2 separate regions of the Homo sapiens genome follow, and region 1 is linked to region 2. A link is an interaction called in ENCODE POLR2A ChIA-PET data of the cell type or tissue named here. Cell type or tissue: PC-9. All regions are shown on one strand. Links, peaks and the distances in the headings refer to the core of each region. The heading gives the core; the rest is flanking DNA. Region 1 overlaps KPNA1 (karyopherin subunit alpha 1). Region 2 overlaps KPNA1 (karyopherin subunit alpha 1).

The links. ChIA-PET counts read pairs that join two places held together with the same protein. Peaks named below come from ENCODE experiments on the same cell type or tissue, not always from the same donor. Only the 100,000 strongest peaks of a DNase experiment are listed, where the experiment ranks them.
Region 1: POLR2A ChIA-PET joins it to region 2 with 7 read pairs; 5 of 35 experiments call an interaction of 5 or more read pairs at or near these places.

What each region holds. Positions count from the first base shown.
Region 1 is chr3:122,495,967-122,500,369 of GRCh38, forward strand. KPNA1 (karyopherin subunit alpha 1) reads right to left here. Exons shown (of 14, transcript NM_002264.4): 2 at 471-604. The coding sequence starts at 599. Among named protein-coding and RNA genes, the nearest start is that of KPNA1, 17 kb to the right of the region's middle. RefSeq lists an enhancer at 195-1,394. In PC-9, for the core only: no CTCF peak of the experiment used is centred there; a DNase peak (open chromatin) is centred at 1,685; H3K27ac peaks cover 3,435 bases.
Region 2 is chr3:122,436,874-122,441,276 of GRCh38, forward strand. KPNA1 (karyopherin subunit alpha 1) reads right to left here. Exons shown (of 14, transcript NM_002264.4): 11 at 297-422. All of the region lies in intron 2 of WDR5B-DT (WDR5B divergent transcript), which reads left to right. Among named protein-coding and RNA genes, the nearest start is that of WDR5B-DT, 23 kb to the left of the region's middle. In PC-9, for the core only: no CTCF peak of the experiment used is centred there; no DNase peak of the experiment used is centred there.

The DNA of each region.
Region 1 (4,403 bases), core at 112-4,111, 59 kb after region 2:
GTAGCAAACTGTTGACAATTACTGAATCCAAAGGACTGGTTTATGTATGAGGTTTATTCTTTCTTTTTGTGTATATTTTTACATTTCCAATTTTAAGTTTACAATGAACAGCAACACTTTAGTGGTCACTTGTGAATTAATTAACAAACATACATCAAAAAAATCTTAAAGAAGAAAGTTGCACCCTTAGAAAACTAAAATACACTAAACACAAATAGGTGAAAATATTGAATAGTGTAGTTATGCTGAGAAAATGAGAACCTGAGAGATTTCCCCATTCTTGTATACCACTTTTCAGTACCTCCTCATCCCCACTCCAAAAAAGTGTTGATTTTACAGGGGAGAAGGGGAAAACACACACACACACACACACACACACACACCCCAACTTTGCTAAAATGAAGATAGTTTCAGGCTTAAAATGGAACATTAAATTCTTTAAAAGAAATGAATAAAGGTAAAGGATTTACCTGCTCTTCTCTTTTCTGCTTTCGTAACTGCAGTCCTTCTTCCTCCCTCCTCCTGCGCATCTCATCGGGATTCAGAGATTTGTTCTTGTAACTTTTCAGGCGAAAGTTCTCTTTTCCTGGGGTGGTCATGATTTCTACAATACAAGTGGGGAGAGAACAAATGAGTTTACTGTGAAGAGCTCTGTTATTCTAAGAGCTCAGTCTTTTAAACATATACATGCCCAGACATATCCCAAAGGGACATCAGAAATGGCTACTTCCCCTCCCCCACTCCTGTCTTTTTTGAGACAAGGTCTTGCTCTGTCCACCCGGACTGGAGTACAGTGGTGCAATCATAGCTCACTGTAGCCTCAAATTCCTGGGTTCAAGCAATCCTCCCACTTCAGTTTCCTGAGTAGCTGGGACCACAGGTGCATGCCACCATGCCCAGAGAATTTTTTTATTTTTTGTAGAGACAGGGTCTGATCATGTTGCCCAGGCTGGTCTTGAACTCCTAGCTTCAAGTGATCCCCCAACCTTGGCCTCCCAAAGGGCTGGGATTTCAGGCGTGAGCCACTTCACCTGGCCAGGTTACTTTAACAGTTTTATTAAAATGTGCTATTCAACAGTTTTTAGTGTATTTACAGCTTGTACAACCTTCATCATAGTGAATTTTGGGACATTTTAATCACCTCAAAAAGAAATCCTGTATTGTTTAAGCTATCATCCCTATTCTGGACATTTCACATGAACAGAACAGAATCATATAATATGCAGTATTTTGTGACTGGCTTCTTTCACTTAGCATGTTTTCAAGGTTCATCCATGTTGTAGCATATATCAGTACTTCATTTCTTTTTATGGCTGAATAATATTCCATTCTATATATATACCCAATTCTATTTATCCATTCGCCAGCTAATGGACATTTGGAATGTTTCCACCTTTCAGCTATTATGAATAACACTTCTACAACATTTGTGGTCAAGTTTTACACAGATATGTTTTAATTTCTCTGGGTTATATATCTAAAATTGCTAGGTCATATGGTAACTATGTTTAATTGCTTAAGAAACTGCTCAACTGTTTTTCCAAAGTGGCTGTGCCATTTTATATTCCCCTCAGCAGCATATGAGGCTTGCAGTATCTCCACATCCTTGCCAGCACTTTGCTATTAAAACTTTCATTGAAACCATCCTAGTGGGTGTGAGTGGCAACTCATTGTGGTTTTGGTTTGCAATCCCCTGATGACTAATGAGATAGAGCAACTTTTCACATACGTATTTGGTAACTGTGTATCTCCCATTAAAATGAAGTCTATTCAAGTGCCTTAGCCCATTTTTAAATTAGGTTGTCCTTTTATTATTGAGTTGTAAGAGTTCTTTTTACATTCTAGATAAAGGTCCCTTATCAGATATGCTTTTCAAATATAATCTATAGACTGTCTTTTCACTTTCTTGGTGTCCTTTAAAACACAGAAGTTTTAATTTTGATGAAGTCCAAATTAATCTGTTTTTTGCTGTTGTTGTTGTTCATGCTTTTGGTGTCATATCCAAGAATCCTTAACCTTGTGTTTCTTTCCAAGAGTTTTAACTGATACATTTAAGTCTGTGATCCATTTTGAGTTAATTTTTCTTTGTAGCATGGTATGAGAGTCCAACCTCATTTTTTTGCATGTGTCTATCCAGCTGTCCCAACAATACTTGTTGAAAAGACTCCTCTTTCTCCACAGAATGGTCTTGGCACCTGCTATAGACTGAATGTGTGTCTCACCCAAAATTCATATGTTAAATCCTAACTCCCAATGTGATAGTGTTTGAAGGTGAAGCCTTTGAGAGATGATTAGCCCTTAGTGGTAGAGTCCATATGAATAGGATTAAAGCCCTTAAAAAGAGACCCCCCAAAGAGTTTGCTTGCTCCTTCAGCCATGTGAGGACACAGAGAAAAGATAAGGCATCTGTAAACAAGGAAGCAGGCTCTCACCAGACACTGAATCTGCCAGTGCCTTGATCTTGGACTTCCCAGCATCCAGAACTGTGAGAAACAAATTTCTATTGTCTGTTAGCCACCTAGTCTCTGGTATTTCATTACAGCAACCCAAACGGACCATGACAGCACCTTGCTGACAACCAGCTGACTATATACATATATATAGTTTAATTTCTTGACATTCAATTCTATTCCACTGATCTATATGTGTATCCCTGTGTCAGCCCCACACTGTCTTGGTTACCATTGCTTCAAAATAAGTTTTGAACTCGAAAAATGTCAGTCTTCTTACTTTTTTGGTTCTTTTTTCAAGATTGTTTTGGCTATAATTGATCCCTTGCAATTCCATATGAACTTTAGAATCAGTTTGTCAATTTCTATGAAGAAGTCAGCTATGATTCTGATAAGAGACTGCACTGTCTGTAGATCAGTTTGGGAAATACCGGCACCTTAATGCTAAATCTTCCACTTATTTAAGATAGGAGCTCTATTTAGATCTTAATTTCTGTCTATAATGTAATGTAGCTTTCAGAATATGTTTTATACTTTTGTTAAATTCATTCCTAAGTATTTAATTTTTATACCATTGGAAATGAAATTGTTTTAATTCTCAGACTGTTCACAAATCTAGAAAAATATAACTGATTTTTGTATACTGATCTTGTATTTTACAATCCTGCTGAACTTGTTTAATTGGTGCTAATGCTTTATTTGATACACATCATGTCGTCTACAATATAGCTTTACTTCTCCCTTTCCAATTTTGATGTCTTTTACTTCTTTTTCTTGTCTAACTTCCCTGGCTAGAGCCTCCAATACAATGTTGAATAGAAATAGAGCAGACACCCCTGTCTTATGCTAGACCTTAGAATGAAAGCAGTCTTTTACATTAAGCATGATGTTACCTTTGGATTTTCTGTAAAGGCACTTTTATCGGGCTGAGAAGTTCCCTCTTATTCCTAGTTGACTGTTTTATAATTAAAGAGTGTCAGATTCTGTCAAATGCTTTTTCTGTGTCTATTGATATCACAATGTGATTTTTTTTTCTTTTTTTTTAACAGACAAGGGACGGGTAGAGTGGCTCATGTCTGTAATTCTAGCATTTTGGGAGGTTAAGGCGGGAGTATCACTTGAAGCCAGGAGTTCAAGATCAGACTGGGCAACATGGTGAGACTCCATCTCTACAAAAAATTTAAAAAATAAAAATCAGACAGGCTGGTGGTGTGCACCTGTAGTTCCAGGTACTCAGGAGGCTGAAGCAGCAGGATGGCTTGAGTCCAGCAGTTGCAGGCTGCAGTGAGCCATGATCACACCACTGTACTCCAGCCTGGGTGACAGTGAAACCCTGTCTCTTCAAGAAAAAAAAAAAAAAAGAGACGGGTTTATATTTTCTTGTGATGTCTTTGTCTGGCTTTGGTATCAGAGTGATACCAGCTTCATAAAATGAGTTGGAAAGTATTCCCCAGGAAGATTTTGTCAAGAATTATATTATTTCTTTAAATGTTTGGTAAAATTCAGCAGTAAAGCCATATGGGCCTAGGCTGTTTCTTTGCGGGCAGTTCTGTGACTACTATTTCAGTGTCTTCACGTGTTACAGGTCTATTCAGATTGTCTGTTCCTCTTATTGAGTCAGTTTTGGTAGTTTTTGTCTTTCCAAAAATTTGTGCACTTCATCTAAACCATTTTATTTACTGGGATACAACTGTTTTTTTGTTGTTGTTGTTGTTGTTGTTTTGAGATGGAGTCTCACTCTGTTGCCCAGGCTGGAGTGCAGTGGCGTAATCTCGGCTCACTGCAACTTCTGTCTCTCAGGTTCAAGCCATTCTCCTGCCTCAGCCTCCTGAGTAGCTGGGATTATAGGCATGCACCACCACGCCTGGCTACTTTTTGTATTTTTAGTAGAGACAGCGTTTCACCATGTTGGCCAGGCTGGACTCAAACTCCTGACCTCAGAAGATCCACCCG
Region 2 (4,403 bases), core at 258-4,257:
TTCAAGTAATTCTCCTCCCTCAGCCTCCCGCGTAGCTGGGACTACAGGCACCTGCCACTGCGACTGGCTAATTTTTTTGTATTTTTAGTAGAGACAAGGTTTCAGCATGTTGACCAGGATAGTCTTGAACTCCTGACCGCAAGTGATCCACGGGCCTCAGCCTCCCAGAGTGCTGGGATTACAGGCAGGAGCCACCGCACCCAGCCAAAAACAAATGTGTTTTAAAGGGTGACTGAGAAAAAAACCTTACTTTTCAATAAAAATACTGAAAGAGAAGTTAGGTCCTATGAGGTTACCTGGATCTGTGCCCTATTTCCAGCTGTAATATTAGATATCGTCCAACATGCTTCCTTTTTGATAGATTCCTTTGGGCTACTCAGCAAATGCAATAAACTCTGCAGAGCTGAGCAATTCAGAATTACCTAAAAGAAAAAGTTTGAAAATTTTACTTATTGTATTGTTCTAAATATCAATGTTTAACTTAAGGAACACATTTTATGAAAGACATAACATCTCCCCTTGAAATTTTATAAATAAGTAACTTTATACAGGTAAAAAAAAGTATTCACTGTTAATAAGAATTAGTTTCTAAGAGTATCAGTACAGTTTCATTGTACACATTCACAACTGCTAAACTGTACTTAATAAGATACAATAATGTTACTATTGTAATTACAAAAGCATTACTCATTCACCTTCCCATCCCAATAGCGTAAGTCTTCTGAATGGGTAAATATATCAAGTGGCCAGAAAAGTCAGGAGTCTCAGATTTGTAGGTCCTCTGATAACACACTACTTGGTAGTCAATGAACGAATACGTACTTAATGAGGTATATTAGATGCTTTATAGGATACAAAGATAAAAAAGATATGACCTCAGCTATCAGTTTATAAAGGTGAAGGAGGTAACACAAATACACATGAAGAAGGAGACCTACTCTACTAGAAACTAAAATAATATAAGTTTGATTAAAATAGTATATGGCAGATTTAAGAATTAATCACTAAACAGAGAACAGAGATCTATTCTAGAAACAAATGCAGCTATTTATAAAGTTTATAATAAGTTAATCCTTTCTTCCAATGACTTGTGGCTATGACAGAACTGGAATAAAAAGCTAAACAGATTAAAGACAATTTTTTCAATATCATTTCTTAACCCTGATATGGTTTGGATCTGTGTCCCCACCCAAATCACATGTTGAATTGTAATCCCCAAGGTTGGAGGTGGGGCCTGGTAGGAGGTGACTGGATCATGGGGGTGGATCCTTCAAGAATGGTCAGCGCCATCCCCATGGTTCTGTTCTAGTATGTAGCACCTTCTCCTACTCTTTGCTCCTGCTCACGTCACATAAGACAAGCCTGCTTTCTCTTCACCTTCCACCATAACTTTTAAGTTTCCTGAGACCTCCCCAGAAGCAGAAGCTACTATATGCGTCCTGTATGGCCTACAAAAACATGAGCCAATTAAACCTCTTTTCTTTATAAACTACTCAGTCTTCGGTATTTCTTTTTTGTTTTTTTTTTTTTGAGACAGAGTTTCGCTCCTGTTGCCCAGGCTGGAGCGCAATGGCACAATCTCTGCTCACCGCAACCTCCGCCTCCTGGGTTCAAGTAATTCTCCTGCCTCAGCCTCCTGAGTAGCTGGGATTACAGGCATGCGCCACCACGCCCGGCTAATTTTGTATTTTTAGTAGAGACAGGGTTTCTCCATGTTGGTCAGGCTGGTCTTGAACTCCCGACCTCATGTGATCCACCTACCTCAGCCTCCCAAAGTGCTGGGATTACAGGCAGGAGCCACCACGCTCGGCCAGGTATTTCTTTATAGCAATGAAATAACAGACTAATATAAACCCTAAGTCACCAAAATAAATTTGCAACTACTTAAGAGTAAATATTTTTAAAAGAAATCATAAAGCAGAATATTAGAAAATAGCTGACTTGGGGATGGTAAAAGACTGTATGTATGAGCATAAAAATAAAGAAATTATAGGGGAAAATAAAAATTTCATGAAACATGTTTTCATGTCAAAAATCGTAACAGATTTTAAATGTACACCATCCACTGTGAAAAATATTTGCAACAAATGAGAGGGTTGCTATGTGTAAACTGAAAAGAGAAACTAAAATTTTAATAGAAAATTATCTCCTAAGTAATGAAAGAAATGCAAATTAAAATGAAGTCTTTTATGCCTATTAAATAGGCAATAGGATTTCATTAGCAAAAAGAGGGACTGACACTGCACATAAGCTAGAAATGAAAAAATGCAGAGACAAGCTATTACAAAGTACTGTAAGAACAGACTACTGAGGCTATTTTATTTTAAGAAACATAGTCTCGTTCTATCACTAAGGCTGGAGTGTGGTGGCATGATCATAGCTCACTGCAACCTCAAACTCCTGGGTGCAAGCAATCCTCCTGCCTCAGCCTCCTGAGTAGAGTAGGTAGGACTACAGTTACATTCCATCATGCTCAGCTAATTAAAAAAAAATGTTTTTAGAGATGGGGTCTTGCTATATTGCATGGGCTGGTTTGGAACTCCTGGGCTCAGGCAATTCTCTCACCTCAGCCTCTCAAAAAGCTAGGAATACAAGCATGAGCCAGCATACCTGGCCATGATGAGGCTATTACAAAAGAGTTCTATGCCCCAAAAATAATAGGCTAGAAAGAAGAATGAGACTAAAATCTTAAGGAGAAATTCCTTTGAATCTTTCAAGTTTCTTTATCTTACAGGCACTAAAGCAGCTTATTATTTCTAGAGGAAGATAATGCAAATAACATTACTTTAGGAAAGATTCAGCTGTTATTAGGGGGAATAAATTGAGAAGAGTAACTGCTTAGGACAGTCGGAGGATGGATGGGTACAGCAACAACCTGTGTGTGTGACAAGGACCAAAAGTACGTAATTTGATGGGGATCTAGTAACAATAACAATCAAGAAGACCCAGCAACTTGCTATACAAACTATAAGGGAGGGAGACACCACATGTAACTGCAAAGTTTCATGTGTAGGTAAAGAGAATAGTTATATCATTACCTGAAATAGGAAAAATAAAAACTTGGAACTTGCCTTGTGGGGGAAAGAAGATATACTGTGAGACAAACGTGAGATATGCAAGCAGAAATATGTAAGAAACTACTGCAGATATAGGACTGAAACTTGAGATAGGTCAGAAGTAGATGTAGAGATTCAGAACTTCATTGCATTCAATAAATATTCTTTAAGTCCCTATATATTGTGCCAGAAATTATTAGATTTACAGAGGCACAGAAATAAACACTGACATAATCCACCTCTAGAATCTTAAAATCTAGTAATTAGTTACAATACAATGTGATTAATATTCTGATGGATAAAGAAAAAAAAATAAGTACCTAACTTAAGAGTTTAGGGTCAAACAGGGCTTCTCAGAGAAAATAATGTTAATACCAAGACTTGAAGAACAAGAAAACATTAGGAGCAGAGAATGTGGATATGTGTGAGGTGGCAGTCAGAGCAAGGGGTAGCAGTGGAGACACATGTTCCAGGCAGAGGGAATAAAGCATGCGTTAAAACTCTGAGCTGAGAGTGGCCACAGCCAATTCAAGGAACAAATATGGCAAAAGCATACAGCATATGGAGGTGGGTGAGGGACAGAAAGATACTGATAGGGTTCAAAAATTCAGAGGGTATAAAAGACTCCATAGTTGTTAAAAGCCTCTTTCCCCTTCTTGTATCCCAGCCAACCAGTTCCCCTCAAAGACAACCAACATTTTCAGTTCCCTGTATATCCTTCCAGAGAAATTTTATGCAAATATAGTCAAACATATATTCTTTTCTTCTCCTATTCTCTTCTGAAGTGTCTGAACTAAGCCCTGCAAAGGATGAATAGAGACAGAACAACAGGACTTAGTAACTGATGATGGAGTTGGAGGAGAGGAAAGAATCAAGCTGATGTCCAGGTTTCAGGGGAACTGATGGTGCCATTCACTGATACAGGGAACATAAGCAGAGGTTCAGGTAATGCAAGGGGAAATGAGTTCCCTTGTGTACAGAATATATTTAAAGTAAATACATTACAGTTAGAAGACACCTGAGAGAACAAATCTAATCTCCTTAATTTTAGAGATTAGAAAAGGCATTAAATGTATTGCTGAAAGTCAGAACTGGTGAAGAAAACGCTAAGGCTAAAACCCAATTCCCAATTCTGAATCCATGCACACAAGGGTAATCACTGACATTATAAATAAGATCTATGAATGAGGCAGAAGGATTGCCCCGTGGAAGATGTCCACAAAAGGAGACAAGAGGAAAAGGAGCTTGCTAGGGAGAAATAAATGGTCGATGAGGCAGAAGAACTAAAAGACTTCAACATCACAACACAGCTGAGATTTCAGGAAGAAATATGGCTAGAACAATGCA